Linked DNA regions of Homo sapiens: region 2 is linked to region 1. Evidence: chromatin loops called from intact Hi-C (ENCODE). Cell type or tissue: ovary. All regions are shown on one strand. Links, peaks and the distances in the headings refer to the core of each region. The heading gives the core; the rest is flanking DNA.

Region 1 (11,430 bases), core at 2,927-6,926:
TATGTCTATGAAGGAACAATTTTTATTTCTGAGGCAGCTCTCTAAAGCTGCTTAAGACTGCTGAACTATTTCATCTCTACTCAGCTCTGCTACCTGATAAGATACTAACATCACATGTTTACAGCACACTCCCACTCATCAAACAGAAACTGACCCTGGGGAGGTGTCATATAAAGCGCTACCAACCAACAGACAGGTTCACAGCTCCTCAGCCGACATTGGTAATGAATAACATATTACCCTGGGCCTTGAAGCCCCTTTCAAATCCATTACTGATGACCCTCCCTGTCACTGGGCTGATCTGGAGCTGGTGTTTAATCATAGTCCTGCAGTGACATCAGAGATCTGGCACTGGACTTTGCAGAAGGGCCTGGGGGAGAGGTAATTAATGTTGAGTGCCACTGAGGAACTCCCAAGAGCAGGCATCATGAGCCTCGTCTGCCTTTGAGCAGCCGGCATCCAGGTGAGGTGGTACAATCCGGCCAGCAGCCTGCACTGGAGAGGTTCTGAGGCTGGCTTTGAGCCATTGGGTCCACATGGGCTTGCTGAAGAGATCATCAGCATTTAATCAATCTTCCAAAGGGAAGTTCAACCTGAAGAAGTCAGCCTTCCCTTCAGGCTTCCAGGGCATCTGCTCAATGGCAAAGCAGCTTTAGAAAGAGGGTGCTGACTCTGAGGATGTGTTCCTCCCTCTTCCTTTCCAACAGTCAACGTTGAAGTCAAGATGGCAAAGCAAGAATCCCCTCTGATTGCAAGAAATTGTCAGAAGAAGCTATCCAGTCCTCTGATTGTGGGAATCTGCACCGAGCTGGCTACAGCTCTACAAAGATGAGATTTCCAGGTAACACAGAGTTGAGTTTTGTGTCATCCACATGGGCTGATTTCCCAATTTGGTGACCTGACACATGGCCAAGAGAATAAAGTGATGGGAAAAAAACTCAACTAGAAAATATCAGAGAGAAGAAACATCATGCAGTTTCTTTAAATTGTAGTGAACAAGAGAGTTAACGAAAATCAGCCATTTCATCCCATATGAAAAATAAAATATCTACAGAAAGCCAAAATACTTTTTCCAAACACCATTCTGGAGTCATTTACCACCAACCAACCTTCCAAACAAATCGGTTGTTGATTTGTTTATTTGTTACACAACCAGACACATATGGCTGATGAAAGTAATCAGATGCTGGTGGGGTGAAGACAGAACTCAAAAATAAATTGAACTGAAGAGCTAAACATACTGCAAAAAAGCTCAGGCCTCAGGCACACCTTCCAAGTTGTGTTATTCTATGCTATTCATACCACTTTCCTTATTGATATAAAACAATTTTTGTTTTCTTTTCCAGAAAGAATGCTGCCAATCGCCAGAGGCAGACATGTTTATCAGGCTGTGTATCTTGAAGTCTGACAGAAAATCTGTGGCCTTTGGTACAGCTGAAAAACACTCTGTCAACACCATGGAGAGTGCAAGCCCGTTGTGCTGGCCTCAACCCAAGGAGTGCAGGGGAATGGACAAAAATTTGACTCAAGGCCAAAAATTACAAGAGGAGGGAAAGTCAGACTTGAGGCAAACAAGCCTTTTCCATCGGGTCTGTTTAATATCTCGTGTAAGCATCCAAACCACAAATCGGTCAGTGCTTAGGTGAAAAGACAAGTTTTTCTCCCTTTTGGAAAGCTATTTTGCTTAAGCTCCTATGAATACATCAATTATATTAGCCCTGAGAGTGTCTGTCAGTGCAATGTTAAAAGGTCCACTATTTTTCAGACTGCCCACATCAGAAACAAAATACCCTTCAAACTCTCTGCCCTGAATTGCTTGGGCCAAAGAGAGCTTGAGAGAAAAAGGCATAAACTCCACAACATTGACAGTGAGAAGAGCCACTGGTTTTAAGTAAATTGTAGTCATATTTATCAGCTTAATAAAATCCCCCCAGCACTCGTGTGCCATCAAATTCTTCAATTTCAAATTCAGGAAAAATGGCTCTTTTGTGACAGAAGGTATAAGGCCAAAGGGCAGGTTGTCAGCGAGACCGCCTCCCCTGCAGGCCAGTTGGGCTTGGAGCTTTGGGAAGGCAAGTTTGCAAGAGCCTAGGCCTGTTGCAGAAATACTCTGTCCTCAGCTTTTCCTTCAGGGCCAGGTCCCTGGATTCTTGGATAAGACATTTACAATATGCGGGCACCACACTGAATCAGGACTGTGTGCAGAGAAGCAAACCAGGCCTTTCCACATAGATAGGAAAAAATAATCATAACAGTTCATGGTTATGCAGCTTCCAGTGGACTCCATTGTTACCTGGTAATCATCAGTCAATTGCCATCACCCTTAACCTTAAAGGTGTCACTTTCGTACTTCAGGTATTCTTTCCAAAGTCCCTCTACCCCTTCTTCTCCCTGTCTTATCTGTCCCTGATCTCTGCCACCCTCAGTTGCTTACATTGGCCAACCAGCCTGAAATGGGAGAGGTTGAATCCTTCATGCTATGTGCATAGCCAACATTCCACAAGATTTATGTCACTAAAGCCTGTGAAAATGACAAATGGTGAGAAAGAGGGCCAAAAAGGGAAGCAAAAATAAATCCAACTACGATTTAACAAAGGGCGGCCCAGTATCTGTACCTAGTGGGTACTGTGATATCTTGAGGGACATGAATTTAACAAGAGAAATAAACTGCTGTATGAGGATCTTTAAAATGCTCTTGTTTTCCATTCAAATTCTCTTTAGTAAAGTTGCTTTTTGCCCTGAAGTCATAATCCAATTGTGTCAACGTGGTAATTAAACATCTGGATTGATTAGGTGGGGAAAGGGAGATTATTTTCTAAGATATTTTTTCTAAAAAATAAGCTTAAGAGTAGAAGGGCTCTGGTTTCCCGGAGCTGTCTAGAGTCATGGAAGGAAGGCCGCCAATATGAGGGATGAGGATGGCCACACAGTAGGGTGACTTTTCAATAAAATAACTTTTTTGTTCTTGTCACATTTAGTGAGCTTACTGCAACTACTACCCTACCAAAGTCACTGACTTCAGTAAACCATGGCTCAGCCATATGATGAATCATCCAGATGATCAAAATTATTCTTATGAAGAGCTTTTAACAACAAATACAGATACTTGTGATATAACACTGTGAACAAAAGCAAGATATACAAGGGCATTTGCAGTATAATGACAACTATGAAACCGATCCACATACGAGAACAGCAATACTCCAAAACTTCAAAAGGTGATTAGCTATAGATGGTGGGATTCTAGATGATTTTTGTTATTTTCTAGACCTTGTATTGAGTATTCTATAGTAAGTATGGATTCATTTTTATAATTAAAAATATATTTTTAAATGGAATAAAATCTATAAAAGGCATCACCTACTTCTTTCAAAGGTCACATATTCCTTAATCATGGCTTGAAGCCTCAGAGCTAAAATGGCAGTGTTCAAAATATACATCTGCTTTAGAACCTATTTTCTTCAATCTTTCCTATGATACTTAAAATTTCATAGACCTTCACAGAAATGTGGGAGGAAATCTGTTAGTGACTTTGTACACGCACCCAGATGATCTGGAACTGGTACTCTCCAGTGAAGCAGCCACTGGTCACTGAGGCTACCAAGCACTCGAAATGTGTCTGGTCCAAGCTGAGATGAGCTCTGAGAATGAAATACACACCAGCTATTGAATATATGGGAAGGGGCAAAAAATGTAAAATATCTCAATACTAACTTTATATTGATTACATGTTGAAGTGATATTTTTGAGATATTGCATTTAATGAAAAATACTATTAAATAATTTCACCTTTTTTTTAATGTGTAATATAATGTAATATGTAAAATGAGCTATGTAGCTCACATTAGCGCTCTTTTGGACTGAAATACTCTAGAAAAAAATTCTGCAGAAGTGTGCTTCGATTATCCATCTATCATCTTTCAGAAACATGCAGGATCTGAATACACACAGATTGCTTGCCCAAGCCAGATCTATGGCCCCCAGTAAAATGTATTCTCCTGCCCCTCTTCCAAGTTGTATCACACTTTTAGTGGTCAGACAATTTCAGTTATTTCCAAGCGCAGACGAATTGAGGCCAGTTCGATGAACAGCACTTACAGGCTGCACCTAACAGCCGTCTTGCCTTTCTTCAGACTGACACGGCCCACAGAGCTCAGAATTCTCTAACTCCCTAACATCTGCCTCTGTTCCCATGGATTCACTCACACATCTGTGTAACACTTCATTCAAAGGACACAGTCCCCATTTGAGACAGCCTCAAATATTCACAGCTCCCAAAAGGCTGTGCCAAAGAAACTTCCTCCGTGTAGCTGTAGGCCATCTCTCAAAGTGCCCTTGGTGTGAGGGGACTGAAAATTATTGCTCTTCAAAAGGGCAGGGGAAAATGAAAGGAAGGATTATATCTGCCTGAACTGCCAAACCAAACTCTGAGAAGCAGATTCTCCAGAGAGTGACTCAGGCCCACATGATGTTTGTTGGGGATGATGTTTTCACTGGGAGGCGAAGTGTGCATTTGCTTATCTGGCCAAAGGCTACTCAACTTATGTGGCCAGCCCACCCCACAGCAAACGTGTACAAGGGTTCTTGTTTCTCCCTGCTCAGAGCTGCATTTTCTCTCTCTACAGCAGTCATTAGAATAAATAAAACCCATATAATCAACATGAGAGGAAGAGGACATATTTTTGTAATGCACGCGGGGGAGGAGGGTGGTTTTTAAAACACCAGGGACACCGCGAATGCCACAGTTATTATGTCAAGGCTCATGAGGTCAAAGTCAGTTAATAATTCCCGATTATTCTCTTAAAGATGACTAACACACAGCCCAATGCTAACAGTTTTCATATTTTAATGATCTTCCATAGAGTTTTCTAATTTATTCAACCTCAGCAGATTCCATTTCTTCATAAAAATAAAGTATTTTTCATCACAGAGGAATAACTTCAAGTTTTTCTTCAGGGATGAGAATCCAAAATCCTGACTCTGCCTGCCATGCTACTGAGCTGTCTCCATTTATCTCTCTGAAATTTTTTGGCTTACAGATTAAAGCATTAGAGGAAAAGAAACTATAAACATAAAAGAATAATAAAGATCATGATTTGTTTAATTTTTACATTCTTATTATTAAGACAGAATTTAGGAAGCAAAACTGCACTTTATCACTTTAAAATATACCCCCAAAATCACTACACTAAAGGCATTATAAAGGGTGACATTGTAAGAATATTTAATTGACATGATTTGGGAGGAAGGGCTGGCAGCACACAAGGAAGAATCGAATGTGAAAGAGAATTTGGTTAATTTTAAAATGTTATCCAAGTAATTACAGTCATTATACTTTCCTGCGGCGCAGCAAAGAAGTAAAAATATCAAGCTCTCCCGCAAATTTTCCAATATATACATACTGTTAAAACATACACATGTGCACACAAACACGTACAGTGAAACCAGATTTTGGAGTTTATCGCTTGCCAAGGTTCACCCCAGAGCAAATATTTACTGCGGAGTTACAAAATTTTCCTGAAGGAGAACCAAAATGGAAGCGTTTACATATGCTGCAAGTACTTTGTGTGCGCAGGGGCCACAAGAAAGATATAGTTTAATAAAAACATTTATGGATTTTGAAAGCAAACACAATCCAAGAGTCTTGCACATGTGGGAAAAGATGATATTCCAGCCTAACACGTTCTCTCTTGAAGATCTTTTGGCTGTTTGCAGTGAGCAAACCCCAGTTTCCTCTGGGGCCCCGCTAATCTATATTGTAAACCATTCTCAGGAAACAAATGAAAGAACCATCCGACACTGCCCTCGGAGACAGCGGCAGGGATGCGGCTCTGCTCTACAGGCAGACAGAAACTTCCCAGGATGGGCGAAGGTGGCTGCTGCATGAAGAACTGGGGTTCTCTAACCTAAACCTTCGCCACCTCCTCTTCCTATCAGGAGAATCTCTCTTAACTGATTTCCTCTGCATTCTCTCACCTCCCGGGCTACCTCCCACTTCACCATCGCAAAACGAACCCGATATTTGCAAAACTTAGGAAAAGACACACCGGCGTGCGGCCCACTGTTTCCATGCCTTTTGCCCCATGGCCTGAGAACCCACTGTATGCATGGCCTTAGAACCAAAGTTTTGCACTTCAAGTGAGCTTTGTTCACGTTCGCCCCATTTTGTTCTGCCATTAGGTCTTGCGGGTGCGCTAGCCTGCTCTTCATTAGTGCTTTTGTGCCTCATTCTTTATGAACCCCGGGCTGCATCCATCTACCTTAGCGCTAATGATCAAACGGGGGATCTTGAAATCACTCTGCGCAATTTACAAATCACACAAACTGGAAAAAGGAATTCACGCCAAATTGGACAAACTTTTGGAAAGGCCTTGTGGAGCCTTGCTCCTCTATCCTTGGGCTCTATTGCCCCCTGGTGGTTTCTCCGAGACAAACGCGGCCAGGGCTCAGCTCCGAGGCTCAGGTGTCCTGCCCTGCGGGCTGGAGCTGCTCTCTGGGACGCAGTGGGGCTGACTCGCGGGTGGGGAGGGAAGGAACCGGCAGTACGAAAATAAACGTGGAAGAAAAGGGAACTTGGGGACATTTGTCCGGCAAAAAGGGTTCAGGCTTCTCCACCTAAAACAAAAGAACATTAGAGCTGTACAAAAAAATGCGGAGATCCTAAAACAGCCCCCTCTTTCTACAGACGAGAAACTGAGGCACAGAGAGATGATGTGATTTGCCCAGTCACATCATCTGGTTGTTTATGGCTAATCTCACCAACCCTGGTCATGCTGCTTTTGGGGGATGACAGGGTTCGGGGCTCCAGGCGGCCGGGAAAGTGTGATGAGTTGGCCTTATTCTGTTGAAGACGCAAAGGAGTGATCAAATAAGGAAACCAGCAGCCTGGGAGATTTGTGTTCCAGGCCCCAGTGAACCCGTTACAGGGTGGGACTGGGTGGAGCAGCCTTCAGGCCGCCCCGGCCCCTCGTGGGAATGCGCCGCGCCCCCCGGACTCTGGAGCGGCCCGACCCTGCTTCCCAGGCCCCGGGCAGGCGGGCGGGCGAGACACAAAGCAGGCCCCGCGGGCGGTGCTCCGGGTTTCGCGAGGGCGGCGGTGCGCTTGATTGATGGATTCACGGCGTTTAACCCCCGCCGCCTCGCCGGAGGCGGCCGATCCAGCTGCGGCCGAGGGCCTAGGGTGGCCATGGGCCCGGCCCCCGCGTCCTCCGCGCCCCCGCCCCGGCTCGGGAGGGCTGCCCCCCGGGAGTGGAGAAAGGCTGATTTACAGCCGGCCGGCCGCACTCTTGCAAAATCACTGCGGCCGGGGAAACCCACTCCCAGGACTCAGCCCGGAAGAGGCCCTGAAGGGGAGCGGAGACTGGGCGCTGGGGTGGGGGCGGGGGCGCCGAGCCTCAACTTCCCGCGTCTGCTGGAAGCTTGCTCTGAGCGCCGGCTGCGGCGTTTTCCCGCCTTCTGCCCACGTTTTCGCCCGGGAGTGGGTTTCAGGAGAGCTGGGGACAGCGGCATCCCTCGCCCTGGGACCGTTGCCCCTGCGCCCGCCGCCCTGTGCCTGGGCCTTTGCACCCGGAGCGCCCCGCGCCCCAGCGCAGTCGTCCCCACGCGCCGGGATCGCCAAATTCCCACCTGGGGCCCGCCTTTACTGGGGGGCTGCAAAAGAGACTTAGAAGCAGAGATTCGGGAGGGGAGCTGATAGCTCCCGAGTCCTAAGCCACGCCTGGACAGCCCACAGGTCCCATCTCCATTTGTTTAAACACTTTTTGCCCCGTTTTCTGCAGGGCAGAAGACAAATATTAAGAGAGCAAGATTGTGCTTAGAAACTTAAGGTTCTCTTTTAAAAGACTCGTTCCTTCAGGTCTTCCTTCTTACCACCTAAGGGAAAAAAGTACCCCCTAAAATTCTTGCTTTACTTTTAGCAATTCTTACTTCAGTTTTACTATTGATACCCTCCGATCTTTTTCAAGAGGAAAAAAAAGCCAGATAGTGAAATAAAATAAGAAACGTATGGTTTCAACTTGAACTAACGAATCAGAAGTGTTGATTCTAAACTAAAAAGTGTTACTACTTTTTTTGCTTATATGTGCCTGGGTAGGATGAGTTTTCCTACAGCCTGCGAAGTTGGTCACTAGAAACAGGGGCTGGTGAAAATGTGCAGATTCTTGCCCTGCAGACACTAAGGATCTGGTGCTGGGCTAGAAAATTCACCCACAGTTAGGATGTCAGAGGGAGATATAAGTAAACGTCGGCACCCAACTCATTAGTTTCTGGCTAAATAAAAGTCAACCGACAGAGCACAAAACAACAGATCCAATGAATCCACCTTCTTGTAAAATGAGGGCTAATGGCTGTATTCTGAAAGATTTTTTTAGGTAGACTTATTTTTAAAGGCCGGTTGCAATTTTAAAATGCATAATTATAGGGTAGAGTAATCAAAAGTGAGTGTGCAATTATTCTGCTTGTATAAATGGGAGAAGAAGTCATGAAGTTTCCCAGCTAGAGAGCTGTCGACCTGTAAAATGTAAAAATGTACATCTAAAGCTGTGAAACTTCTCACTTGAGTACAGTATTTTCTTCTTTCCTCCCGTCTCCCTCTGCAAATACCGTAAGTTCTTATTCTGACCTTGATGTGGGGACAGCACGAACCCTTCTCTTCCTGATAAACCCAAACAGAAAAGCAGATATAAAAGGAGAGGCAGATGAGAAGTGGAGGTCTACACTTTCCAGGGTTCCACCCTCAAATCCCCCGCCGAGGTTGGCAAAACAAAGATTCTGCCCCCTACTACAGTGACTTGTGAGTGGAAAGAAAGTCTTGCCTATCTGTCATAGGGACCCCAAAATGAATTCCTAAAAAAGCAACGCTGCTCTAACAGCAACTGGATCGGAAAGCAGAGAAAGCAGAGATGCAACCTCGGCCCTGTGGCTCCGGCCAGGCTCTGCTCCAGTGAGACCACTCGCTGGGAAACTGAGTTTCCCCCTCGATTTCAGTTTAGTCCCTAAAAAGTTCGCCCGGCCCTGCAAACACCACGCTCAGAAACGCAGCGGCCTCTTACTCTTACCTTTTTAAAGCGTGCTTAAGGTGCTTACTTCGCTTAAGGAAATATTTTTGCAAACACTTTCACTGGATGAATATTTTACTCGCAAACTTTCCTGGGCAAAATCTCCGGAGGAAGTTTCACATTAAAGCAACAACCAACAAAGCTTATTTTTGTAATATGTGGCTCTCTAACAGTGCCAGTATGTTCTCACTTCATTTAGTTATAAAATATAAAAGTGTTTGGTTTTCAATTTTTCTAAATTACTTGCAGGGTACAAGGTGGGGGTGGAGATGGTGAGAAGGGGATCCTTATGCCATCTGGCGGTGCCATGTGGAACTTCGCTGAAGAAGCTAAATTTACTGACCATCTGTGCCTAGAGCGGGTTTCTCCAAGGAAAGGCTCTGTAAATCTCGTCCTTTTGAAATCTAGGGGAAAACAGCCTCCTTCACTGAGGATTAATTTAAAGAAAGGGGGAAATAGGAAAATTCCATGCGTTGGAAGTCCATTTAGATTTCTACATGAACCATCATATATGTGCACTACATAATTCTTATTTTTTTATTTTTAAAAAAGGGATAATTTATATTCCAGTGACAAGTTTGGGAAAGGCCAAGGCAAGCAATTGAGTTGAACATTATGTAGCGTTTATATAGACCTTGCAGACGTCTGTGCAATATCCACCACTGAACACGTGAGGTCGTACTCAAGTCTCTCTGGCCCCTGGTAATGTGACTCCCTTCCTTTATTTGCATGAATCGCCTGGATTGGGTGTCAGGTTTTTAAAACGTCAAGGTTTACGCCTATTGTTGTCAACCAATCAGCATCCTACTTTGACGTGATTGGCTTCTACTGTAGGTGTCAATCATCCAAAATTTGCATACTACTCCTCAGGCCGCCGGGAGCCTGTCAGTCGGCTGTGGCAGCTGGAAGAGAAGGAATCGGACGGAGAAGAATGAAAAATCACTTTGCTTTCGCAAAGCGAAAGAAAAGTATTCTTTTCCTCATTATTTTTAAATAAATTTGATTGTATATTTACCTAATAAAATAAACATTCAATTAAACAAAAATAAGCAACTATCAAAGATTTGTTTACTAATTTTCGTAATGTTTACTGTTTCAATAAGTAGCCAAAGGAATATTAAAACACAAAAATATGAATGCTGATAATTTTATGTCATAAAGACCATTTTAAAACTAAAAGTGAACATGGGGTTTCTAAATAAAATTACCGTGGTAGCGTAAAAACACTGCTTTCAATACTTGGGCATGCTGAAAGTGCTGCATCCTAAGATAAAAAATACACCAAGGGGGGGATTTCAAAGAACATTATTTTGCTTTTAATAATCCTGTATTTCTGTCACTTTGCCCTTTTTATTTATTTACCGTGAACTCACAGACAGAATATTACTTGGAGTTTCTGAAATACTTGTGTTTGTACATTTCTCATCTTACACGTACCCACACACCCCAAAATAAAAAAACAAAGAAGAGGATCTCAGGGACTGAGAAGTCATTACCGGTTTTAAAATTCAGAATTCGTAAAACCGAAGCTCTAATTTGTCAGTTACAAAATTCTTCTAGAACCACTGTAATTTAGAATATGTGCAGAACTATAAGATGTTTATTATTTCTTTAAAATATATGTGAGTACAAACCAACAAGTTAACAGCTTATAATAGGAAAGCACTCTCCAGACTTCTGCCCATCTCCATCACGCCGCGGAAACTTGTCTGAAAGGAGAATTTGGATGCAACAGGGCAACGGAGCGACGTTTCTCCTCTGCACTAAGCCAGCCCTCGCCTCTGAAGAATTTTGTACTAGGCGTTCACTAGCACTGAGATGAACTGGAATTATTTCCACAGCATTAACCGAGTTAGGAAGTTTTTTTCAAACTTTGCATTTAACGGATTTTTTCCATCGGCATTTTATCTTTGCCACCATCGTTTTACTGGTTGCTGCATCTTTCTAGTTTTCTTTCCTTTTCTTTTTTTCTTGCTCTTATTCTACCTTTCTTTGCTTTCTCTCTCTCTTTTTTTTTTCTCCCAGTTAAGGATTGTCACAGTGTGCCGGGTGTCTTTGTAAGTTCGTCCCTCGTCTTCATGATTACAAGAGGCTGATATATGTGTACCTGTGCCTACAGGGGAACTGAACAGGGCTAAGTGAGTGCTGAGAGGAGCTGGGGGAGAGATGTGTGCTGCAGATGAAGGTACGGCTGGGATGTGAAGCTAATTTAGTGTGTGCTTTACAAGGAATGCACAAATCAACACAGCGCTCAAATTAAATCTCTTCTTGAGGGGCTTAAGTATCTTCTTCAGGAAGAGTAAAGCATGTCTTCTAGTTCTACTTCCTTCCCGGTTAGCCAGCTGCTGGAGAGCCCCCTCAGTAAATTCCTTCC
Region 2 (11,430 bases), core at 4,221-8,220, 120 kb before region 1:
ATATGATTACTACAAAAAAAATGCAGAAAAGTAAAAAGCAAAAGAATTGCCCATCATTCTGCTACTGAAACACAAGCACCATTAAAATTTTGTTGTATTTTTGGCACGCATATTCTTTGTAGCCTTTACTTGTGTGTGTGTGTGTGTGTGTGTGTGTGTGTAAAAGGGGATGATTATATTGTTGATTTTAGTTTTGACTTAGGAAAAATTGCATATACAACTTTGTATCCTTCTTGTCATTTAGTATGGTAACCCACCAAGCATTTGCTGCATTACCATACCCTTTCCATAAATAATAATTTTTAATGGCTGCAAAATAAGGGATGCATTTTTGAAAGTAAAGTTCTTTTTTAAATTTTTTTAAACAAAAATTTCTAACTCTAATAGATCCTGGAGAAGATAAATGTATAAAACCAAAATTAAATGTAAGTTCTCTGAGAGCAAAGACTTCTGTCTCTTTTTATTCTCTGCAGTAACCTTGGTGCTTAGACTACTGCCTGGCCCATGATAGGTGTCCTCTAATGAATAAGAATAAAATCAGAGGAACATGAGGCCTCTAGGACTCCAGCTTCCAATGTAGCACTGTGCCCTGGTTTGCTATGAACTCATTCTACAGAATGATTGACAAGTAGCCTGCTTTCTCTATGTTTTTATTTTCTCCACGGTCTTTTGCTAAGACACAAGTACAAGTAAACACATGATTCATCAAAATATCAATTGATTTTTAAAAGCACCTGTTTCCCATTTAAACCTTCACAACCATGTTTTGAAAACTGTGGGGAAATCTGAAACTGTCTCAAAATCTTTTTAGAGTTCTTTAGAAATTTTTTTTAATGCCAGTTGTAAAGTCATGTCCATGTCAGTGATTCTCTGATCCCCAAATATCTAAACCTGTTGGAAACTGTGCAAACAGATAATAATAGGACCTCATTTAAAGCAAAAGTAAATTATAAAAAATCCATTACTTTGTTTAGCCAACAGCTTTGATACCCAAGAAAACACATCGAGACTTTGCCCTGTCCTGGAAGCATTTGGGTAAAGTGCTGGCGAATGTGATATCTAATTAGATTCTAGGGTCTCATCACCAAGAACTAGGGGAAAGATCAGGAGTTCAACCCAAGAAACCAGTTCATGGAAAATATCAAATAACAGTTGGGCAATGCTGAGAGGCTATTTACTGAAATGCTCATACCTAGTGAAAAGACCTCCTGGGCAAAAACTTTTTTTTCTAATCTAGGAACAACTATTGAATTTGCTTTTTGCATTATACTGAATAATTCTTCTTTTTTTTTTTTTTTTTTTTTTTTTGGAGACAGAGTCTTGCTCTGTCGCCAGGCTGGAGTGCAGTGGCATGATCTCAGCTCACTGCAACCTCCACCTCCTGAGTTCAAGCAATTCTCCTGCCTCAGCCTCCCCAGTAGCTGGGACTACAGCTACGTGCCACCACACCCAGCTAAGTTTTGTATTTTTAGTAGAGACGGGGTTTGACCATGTTGGCCAGGATGGTCTCGATCTCTTGACCTCATGATCCACCCACCTCAGCCTCCCGAAGTGCTGGGATTATAGGCATGAGCCACCGCGCCCGGCCTATACTGAATAATTCTTAGTATATTACATTAACGTATTGCCATAATTTGGTTTTGCCCTTCTGAAACCTAAAGATATAATATATGCCTCTGTAAATGCCCACAGAACTACTGTGTGAGCAAAATTTGACTTTGAAAACAATTATAATGTGGGCAAGAAAAATGTTAAAATCTTTAAACATTATCAGGCCAATATATAGCTTGTTATATGAGTTCCAGCACAGGCAGCCCAAAGAAATAAGGAGAGATGTGCATTGCCACTTTCTCCCATCTCTCCCAGCCTACAAAATGGGCTTCAGATGACAGAGGAAGTGTCTGAGGCAACGGCAAATGTGGATAACAGGTTGGAAGATGGAACTACCAAGGGAAAGAAGGCTAAAGGAAGTGGGGAGATTCAATGAGATAAAGAGGAGATAGAGAACTTTTTGGATTTTAAAAATTAATCTTCAATTACGTGAAAGGATGTTTGTGCAAAATGGTGACCCACTTTTTTCCATCTCTACTGGGGCAGATCAAAAGAAAATGGACTTAAACTGAGGCCGAGTGGTTTAGGTAAGACAGAAGAAGGAATTTCCTGAATGTGGAGGTCGTTAAAAACTAGAATGAGTTACTAAGGAAGTCTGTGGACACTCTTCCTCTGGGGAACATTTAAAAATAAGATAAATTTTCATCTGTCAGGGCGAGTTTAGAAGTAATCCTACTAGAAGGCCTCTCAAAGCATTTTCCAGCCCTATAACCTGAGGGCCAAATTCCCTCTGATTTTATTTCTAAAGTTAACTAGATGCGAGATGAATGCCTGAAGCAGAATTCCAGATTTTAGATACAGTAACTCGAGGCTGTCACCTTTTGTTCTATAATAAGATGCCACTTTGCATAAAAACTAAAGTCCTAATCCTTCCTGGAAACCACAGCAAGGAAAAAATTCACAACTCAAAACTTGGCAAATTAACTCTTGCTCAGACACCTTCACTCTCATCCTTAAAAATACAAAATACCATCTCCTCCTCTACACTGTTTTTTGTTCCCTTATGCCTATGGAGCACGTCTTTCCAGTTCTTAATTTTATTTTTCCCAGACAGCCATTCCGAATATTCCATTTTTACAGCTAGTCAGTTTCTTTAAACAGTCTTTTGAAACCTAACCAAATACTTTCCCAGCAATTATTTGGCGATGTTTCAATCTTAGATATACCAAGCTAAAAAACAAGTTTGCATTTTGAACAGCTGTACTCAGACACATTCCTTTCTCTTCATCTTCTTCTGAGTTTTAATCAAGCCAATCGGGGGCTTTCATTACACCTCCCAGGATGGAATAACCTGACATGGTGAATATTGATATAACACCCTCCCTTATAATTGATCAGCTTTGTTTCAGTTCCATGGTTTTCTTTTCTTTTAAAAGCTTCGGGTCTCCTTTGTTTCAGGTTAAATCAGGAACATTAAAAGCAACTGATATCTAAAGCCTCCTCCAGGTCACTGCTGCCTCCTCCTCCTCATTCTTAGCCTAAGGTTTTTTTGTTGTTTTTTTCTTTTTTCTTTAGCTTCTCCATCCTCCTACTCACCCCTCACCCCAAGGCATTTGTCAAAGGTTTCCTCTGACTTCTCCAACCCTTTTCTCCAGTGTGAACTCTGGATTCAAGTGTGAGGAAAGGAAATCTGGCTTAGGTAAGGAAAGGGGAGACCATCCAGGGTAAAGGGAAAAGAAAGGGGTTTCAGTCGCAGCGATCGCTGGCCAGACACTTCCTAACAGTTACCTCTCAAGGACAGCAAGAAAAGTCCTTGAAAATCTCATCTGGGCACATGGATGGCAGGATGGGGCACAAAGAGCTATGTGGGCTCCTAGAGAGACAAGGTGAACTTATTCCTCAGTTAGGAATCCAAATAAATCATAATGCTTAAACTATTCGTGAAATCATCAAGTATCTACAGATTTTTTTCCAGTTCTAAATGAAAGTAGCCAAATGATGGTCATTAAAATGAAAGAAAATCATCCTTATTTTTACTTCTGTACAAGCTTCTCGAAGAACTTCAAGTCTTAGTGGAGATGGGGTGAGGAGCTAGTGACAGGGCTCTGATGAGTGGAGAACACCAGGTTCTTCATCTCGAGTAGAATTAGAAAAAATGAAACGGACACACATGGAGTAGTTTTAAGGAGCAGAGAGTTTAATAGACAAGAAAGAAGGGGGAAGAAAGAAAGAAGAAGCTTCCCTGTACAGAGACAGAGGGAGGGAGGGCTCCAAAGCTGAGAGGGAACCCTGCTATCAACTAGCTATATTCGATGGCTGGAGGAGGCGGTGTCTGATTTGCATGGGGCTCAGGGGATTGGTTTGACAAGGCATGTCATTCACGTAGACCGTGAAAAAACTGGCTCTCTCACCCTAGTCTTTTAACATGCAAATGTAGGGCGCCATGATGTTCCACACACCTGGGGATATGTGGGGGCAACCATGCTGCTAGGCACATGTGGGGGCAAGGGTAAGAGGGCAACGGTGGGAATCGCCATGTTGGGTGGACCCAGTTTCTAACGCCTTGCATTTGCATATTAAAGGTTGCCAGCCGGCCATGTTGGGTGGATCCAGTTTCTAACGGTTTGCATTTGCATATCAAAGGTTGCCAGCTGGGGTCTAAGAGTCAGGATTCTCTTTCATGCTAGACAAGAGCCGCGAAAAATCTTCCAAGGACCCCTTTTTTCCTCTCTATCTGCCTAAAATAATTTCTTAGTAACTCCTACCACACTAGATCGTCTTAGTCTTTACACTGAGAAAAGTAAAAGAGGTGTGTTCTCTTTTTGTACAAATGGGGAAAGCCAGGAATAGAGTGATGACATATTTTACCCAGAGTGACATAAGTAATCACAAGGTTCTCTGCATCTATATTACTATATGCTTTGCCAGAATGCCCTGTTAGGATGAAATTTATTTATATAGTTAAATAGTTAATAACTACATAAAGGAAGGAGAGAGGAAAAATAAAAACTAAATATATATATGTGTGCACAAAAAGATATTAAATTGAGCTTATGAATAATATATTTCAATAATACATTACTAATTATTTAACATGAGGAGAGGAGCTGATTAGTAGTAGTCAGTCTTCTTGGCCATAGTCAGTTTCATCAACCTCTTCAGTTCTGAAACCCCAAGGCTCTCCCAAGGTTTACCTGGGGAGATAACCACAGCCCCTGTCCTCTTCAGGCAACTCGGAGTTCAACTTTCCTTTCTCAGAAAGAGAGATAGCAACATCTCAAGAGATAGAGCTAGAGAAAAGTCACAGAAGCATCTATGAATTGGTTCCCCATCAAGGACACCCAGACACACAACCCACTCAGAGACAAACCGTTCTGGAATACTTCATGTTGGAGTGGTTAGCCCTGCTCTGTGAACTGGTAATCCAGTCCTTTGTGGAGCCATCTCTGGGCTAATTGTCTCTTTGTTTCTTGAAGGTTGAGAGATTATCTTCAGCAAAATTCCTCCGTTTAACCCCTGGACTTCCTTACCCCAATTCATCCAACCACCACTCTCATTTGCAGATGAGAATCTTCATTTGCACACATGGCCTTGGCCTTTGCCTCAACCCTTTCCCTAAGACAGCTAGCTGGTTCTATCTTGCTCTCTCTCCTTCGTTTTTGGTGCAGATCAACAGCAGAGCCAACCTTGGACAGGACAGGACGAATCCACACTTCCAACTCACAGAAGCATGGAACCCAGTTAGGGAGAGTCTCCCAAAGCCTTAAGGTACCACAGGGCACCATGTCCTCTGCCAAAACTTTTGGAAACAGGGCTGGTTCTACTGCAGCAGAACAGATCACCCTTTGAACAAAAAGCTCCAAAACTTACAAGAAAGAGAAGATGAAAGCTGCAGCTCTCTTCTTTGAATTATATATTATCTATGCCTAGAATGCCCAGAGGGGTCATGAATTTAGAGAACTCAACAACAACAAAAAGTCAATATCTGACACCTTGTGTTTCTAAAACTCATTACAGCTCTGGGAATGAAAGTATAGGAAGAAAAAAAAAAACAGTGAATAAATTATTTAGAAGAGGAAATGTTTGGATTATTTTCTTGCGTTTTCTTGAGCTTTTCCCAATAGTTTCAGAACTGGTGGAAAGAGAAGGAGTTCTGTCTCCTAAATTATCTCTTGAATTCAAATTTTCTCTGGTCTGGGATTGGAAGGATCCTTCATACTTTTATAAACTGGACTGAAAAATACAGAAGCCCCCAATCTTAACCCTTTCTTCTCTTTCTAAAATATCCTAAGGAAAAGCAATAAGAGATTTAAATCCCATATCATCTGAGAAAGGGACTGGGTTTTTTTCCCAAATCAACCTTTCCAATTAATGAAGCCCCTATTCCTTATACTGAATTGGGGAAATGTCTTGTGAAAAAGTTGCTGACCCTCCTCTGATACCTGGAACCCTACTACAGAGTCTCAGATTTGACTCAGAGAAGGTTCCAGAGGTGTGTCTGCGTTGTGCTGTATTGCACTGAGCTGGTGCCTGACATTTTAGATGCTCAGTGAACATGTGGCTCTAACTCAGTCACTGCAAACTCCTTAAGATGTCTTGCTCATCTCAATGGCCACAGTAGGTAAACATTCAATAAAGCCTGATTGACTAAACAAATAAATAAATGAGCAATCATGTCTAAATCACTAAGGGAGAGGTTTGCCCCCTCCTTCCCCACTCCCATCCTCCAGATCGATCTTTTCTGAGAATCACTGCTTGTCCGTTTTCGTCCCCTAAGACATTTTAGTAATCAAAGGAATGTACCCTATTCCAAGAGTCCTACACATTCTGTTTCTTATTTCATCTGAGAAAGAATTTACTGAAGAGTCCTCTCCACCACATGTGGATTGAATTTCCATTCTCTTCTCCCCATTTCCACCTTTCTTTTTATTTCTGTCTCCATCAGAGCAGAGCATTCAATATGCTGCAGAAATAATTTTCTGCTGAATGAGGTTCGGCCATAAGTCAAGGGCAGATTTATTAAGGCCCCTGCACAGCCTGTTCCTCGGCTTACTGTCGACATGACAGTTTAAATCTTTGATCACCCTTACACGTAACCCCTTCACTGCTGAACAGCCCAGATCTACAAGATGAGCAGCTCCTCCTGGTACTTGAGATGAGTTGAAAATGGTTCTAAATCCAAGCAGACAGGGCATCTTCACCAGGACCCAGGGGTGTCCAGTGTGTTCAGGGATTTTCAAGGTACAGTGAGGCATGGCTTAATGACAGGGACATCTTCTGGGAAATGCATTGCTAGACGATTTCATCATCGTGTGAACATCATAGCGTGTACTTACACAGACCTAGATGGTAGAGCCTACCACACACCCAACCTATATGCTATAGCCTATTGCTCCCATGCTACAAACGTGTAGAGCATGTTACTGTACTGAATACTGTAGGCGATTGTAACACAGTAGTAAGGATTTGTGTATCTAAACATATCCAAACCCAGAAAAGGTAATGCATTTTGTGCTAGGACCTTATGGCAGCTATGATGTCATTAGACAATAGGAATTTTCCAGCTCCATTATAGTTTTGTCGGCACACTGTCATAAGTGTGGTCTGTGGTTGACCGGAACACAGCTATGCAGCACGTGACTGTATCCCTCCTCCCATGCTCACTTCTCTTTTCTACCTGCTTCTGCTTCCAGGCAGGAACTTCATCATCTCCACTGCTGTGCTGTGGGAAAACTCCACTGCAGCTTCTGTTCCCAGAATAGCTGTTTTATCTAGTGAGTTCACTGGCTGTTCTGTGAGAGACTATTATTTCTGTGTTCTGTTTCTGTTTTTAGTAATTTTACCTTTCTGTGGCAAACACCTGGCATCACATAAACCAGTGTTTTAAAACCCATGAACCAGTCGGCTAGTAAGGTTGTATGGGTGCTATGACAATTACTTTTACATGTAATTTGATGTTGTATATTGCATTTGAGGTACTTTGGTTGCCACTACATACACCCACACCCACACACACACACACACACACTTCACAAAACAGTGCTAGAAGCTGCTATTAAGAATATTAAAATGCTTGCACAAACTTGAAGTCTCCAAGAAAAGATTCCTCTGTCCATGCTAACACACGTAAAATACCTGTATCGTGTTTCTTTGATATTCCCTTGTCTTAGATTCCTTGGCCTAAGTCTGGCTCACTGATTCCCACTGAGCAAATGATTACTATTGTTATTCCTCCTATATAGATAGCACTTTACATGTATCCATGTATCCACTTTACACATATCCTCATTAGCTTCTAATAATTCCTGCAAGTGGGTGTTATTCTGATTTTGCACACAAGAAAATCTGAGGCCTTAACCCAATGAGTTGCTCAAAGTGAGTCACTAATGTAAGTAAAAGACAACCCTCAGATCCTCTTTGGAGGCACAATCTCCTTACAAATAACTCCTTAAGAAATCAACACAATGCTGAATGGCTTGTGAAAGAGGGGTGTTAGTAAAATACCTCTTTTTGTCTGAGTGTAAGTACAAGTTTGCACTATACAGAAAGGTATTAAAAAGGGGGAAAATGACCCAAATCCCCCAAAGAAAAACCATGCTACCATTTCGATTCATATCCTTCCAGATTTTTTTCAACGAGAAGATGTTGCTGTGTTTGTTTCTTTGTTTGTTTTGGTTTGGTTTTTTGAGACAGGGCCTCACTCTGTCGCCCAGACTAGAGTGCAGTGGCGCAATCTTGGCTCATTGCAACCTCCACCTCCCAGGCTCAAATGATTCTCCTGCCTCAGCCTTCCGAGTAGCTGGGATTACAGGCATGAGCCACTACCACTGGTTAATTTTTTATTTGTTTTTGTATTTTTAGTAGAGACGGGGTTTCACCATGTTGGCCAGGCTGGTCTCGAACTCCTGACCTCAAATGATCCACCTGCCTCAGCCTCCCAAAGTGTTGGGATTACAGGCGTGAGCCACCATGCCTATCAGTTGCTGTTGTTTTAAGATGAGATACTAATCCATTTTAATCAAAAATGTTCACAAAATACCCCTTGAGCATATAGAAACAGGAAGAGGGGATTAGACATTGGCAAAACTGAGATTGTATAGCTAATGAGAAAACCCCAGCAAATAAGTTCTTTATTAAAAAGTAGTTTAATTGATTCAGCCTAGAAGTAACCTTAAAGATTTCTCTATTTTTGAATATTAAAACAGAAGGCAGAGACTGGCAAACTCCTTTTGAATGATGCAGGAGAGTTTGGAGAAAAAAAGATAAGATACGGACTAGAAATGTATAGATTAATTATACAGCATGTGTATAATGGATGTGAGGAAGAGTTATTCCACCTTCAGGAGAGAATGATTTCTCACAGTTATCACAGGGAGAAGTCAGCCTACCAAATCTTCAGTTAAGGAACCTTAACTTCCCTTGGTGGAAAACAAAATGACAGGAATTGGGGTGGAGAAGACAGGCATGGAGAAGAAAGTATAAATGGAGGAAACATCCAAGAATTTGGGGTAGATTTCCCCTTTTACAAAGAGAAGGAGAAAACCATGACCAGACATGAGGACCAACGCAACCACCATCAACTCATCAGCCACAATATCGCCCATGGGGTATATTCCTCTAAAGTTGCAATTCTAGAAAAGAAAAAGAATCTCAGAATTCAGCCCTAGACTGGTGGAAGAGCTAAGCCACAGAAGTGCTTAGAGGTCGTACATCTTCTGTTTCTGTTCAGGTAAACACAAGTTCCTGCCCACGCCCAGTTATTGCCAGCCACACTTGAAAAGAAATAAGAATACATTTTTCTTTCAGCAGAAGATTAATTGTGCATCCACTGACTTGAGTGTCAGTGTGGTCCTCGGGGCCTGAGAAACTGCTCGGAAGAAGGAAAAGAAAGCAATACACAAAGTACGCAATCAGCTGAGGAGAGCAAAATCATCAGGACCTGGCTTGGTGCTCTCAGGAGAAGTAACAAAAAAAGTAGTCAAATTCCCAGAAAGTTGAGTGTTTGCAAAAGACCCTAAGTGTTTCCTACTTCGGGCAACCCATATGAGTACACTGTGCTGGTCCCCTGTTAGCCCTGCAGAAACAGCCTAGCACCCTGCACTCTGTCCTCATCCTAAAACTGAGGTTTATCGAAGGGGAAAACTGTCCACTAGGCTGCCATTTTTCTCCCAGCAAGTCCTCAATTGTCACTAACACCAGCCAGCTGTACAAGGTCATCCACCCCGCTCACTTGCAGGATATTTTCATTATCTGCCAAATGAGCTGGGGGAGCTCTTACTTGTAGAGAAATATATGTGCTCCCTCCCTAGTCACACCCATTCATCTCCTTCTTAGAGCGTTTTACTTGGGCCCTATTAATGATTTCAGGCAGGCATTTATCTTGGAGTTTATGGGATATTTGGCCATATCTGCTAATACCGTGAACATATCTTTAATCAATGTGCTTTGATGTGCAGTTGTAATAATATAGGTGTATCATTCCATAAAAGTTTCCAATTTTAAAAAATTCAAAATACTATTTATGATTGAATTTGGTCCCACAAATTCTTATTTATGAAAACAAGTTGCCCATAAATATGTTTGAAAAGCTACTTTCTCAACATTTCTCCCCAAATACCTTAAAAGCCAAGCGTATAACAGCCGCATTAGAACAATGAGGAACAATGAGGATAACTGACAGGTTTTGTGCCTGTGTATTTTTCTCCTTTGTGCCACAAAGTTTCTAAGCCTTTGGGAGCCCCCAGGAACAATGACTCTGGTTTAATAACTGTGAAATGCTATTGAACTAGCAATAAAAAATATTCTCCACTGCCAAACAATATGATACTTACAACAGCCAGCATTCCTGCCAATCACAGGGCATTCACGCAAAAGTGGCCTGAGTTCCTTTAGCAACGAGAGTGCCCCTTATAAAATGTGTGTGCACAAGCACAAGGGTTTGGCAACACTGGAGGAGCTCTGCAGCTTGACATCACAGTTTAGACTGCATTCAACTACTGTATTTATGTTCACCTAGAAGAAAAAACATCTCTCTTGTTTGCAGAAGATAAATTAAAACATCAGGGTTGTGTGCAAGTGTCAATGGCCTCTACTACATGCATTTTTTGCTCTGTAAGTCCATCTTTCATAAATTAGAGCCCCTATTCTATAGGTCCACTAGTACGTTCCCAAGGTTCCTTATTTTGTTGGATAGATTTGGCAAAGAAGCAAGTTATTCCACATGAAGGTGATTTTCTCTTTAAGTGAAAGAAGTGAGCAGGATAAAGCGAGGCCTCACTTAAAATAAACAAGAAAGGAAGAAACCATCCATTTCTTTAAAGCTGAGAAGTATTCCTTTCTGGGAAGCAGTCTGTAAGGTCCAACAAGTCCTCAACCGGACGGCTGAGCAAATGACCACTCAAGGAAGGTTAATATAACCATATTCTCCCGGCAGGGAATTCTTTTTCTACATGAGATAAAAACTGGCCTGAGTTGGGCAATTCGTCTATGTTTTTAGGTACACATTATGTGGAGGAGAATTGGTGGGCAAACACTCTGAAATTGAGATATTTAGAATAAATCATCACTGCTTGATCACTGCTGCACCAAGTCTGGAAATCTAAATCAAGATATATGGACAGAGGAAGCATAGAAGGTCATCTCAGATGCCATCTAGTTGGAGAACCCAGTTATGCATAAACTGAAGTCACAGTAAAATTTCGGTAATTCTTCTGCTATGCGCCATTATTATTCTTCACCCTCTGCTTGTGTGAATTGGGGATTTGATGCAGCAACAGATGAGATTTTGAGTTGGTTCTTTCCCAGACAAAAGGAATGAAAGGAGAAAATTCAGCGCTGGGCGTGGTGGTGCAAACCTGTAATCCCAGCACTTTGGGGGCC

The links. Hi-C counts contacts between places; a loop is a spot of excess contacts. Peaks named below come from ENCODE experiments on the same cell type or tissue, not always from the same donor. Only the 100,000 strongest peaks of a DNase experiment are listed, where the experiment ranks them.
Region 2: it touches region 1 in a loop (2.7-fold over the local background); 31 of 110 quality-filtered maps call a loop at or near these places.

What each region holds. Positions count from the first base shown.
Region 1 is chr7:25,845,382-25,856,811 of GRCh38, forward strand. No RefSeq gene overlaps it. Among named protein-coding and RNA genes, the nearest start is that of LINC03007, 61 kb to the left of the region's middle. RefSeq lists a silencer at 6,418-6,467 and an enhancer at 11,357-11,430. In ovary, for the core only: CTCF peaks have their summits at 4,700 and 6,392 (motif pointing left); DNase peaks (open chromatin) are centred at 4,500 and 6,450; H3K27ac peaks cover 1,820 bases.
Region 2 is chr7:25,728,934-25,740,363 of GRCh38, forward strand. All of the region lies in intron 1 of LINC03007 (long intergenic non-protein coding RNA 3007), which reads right to left. Among named protein-coding and RNA genes, the nearest start is that of LINC03007, 55 kb to the right of the region's middle. RefSeq lists enhancers at 3,789-4,455, 4,723-5,233. In ovary, for the core only: no CTCF peak of the experiment used is centred there; no DNase peak of the experiment used is centred there.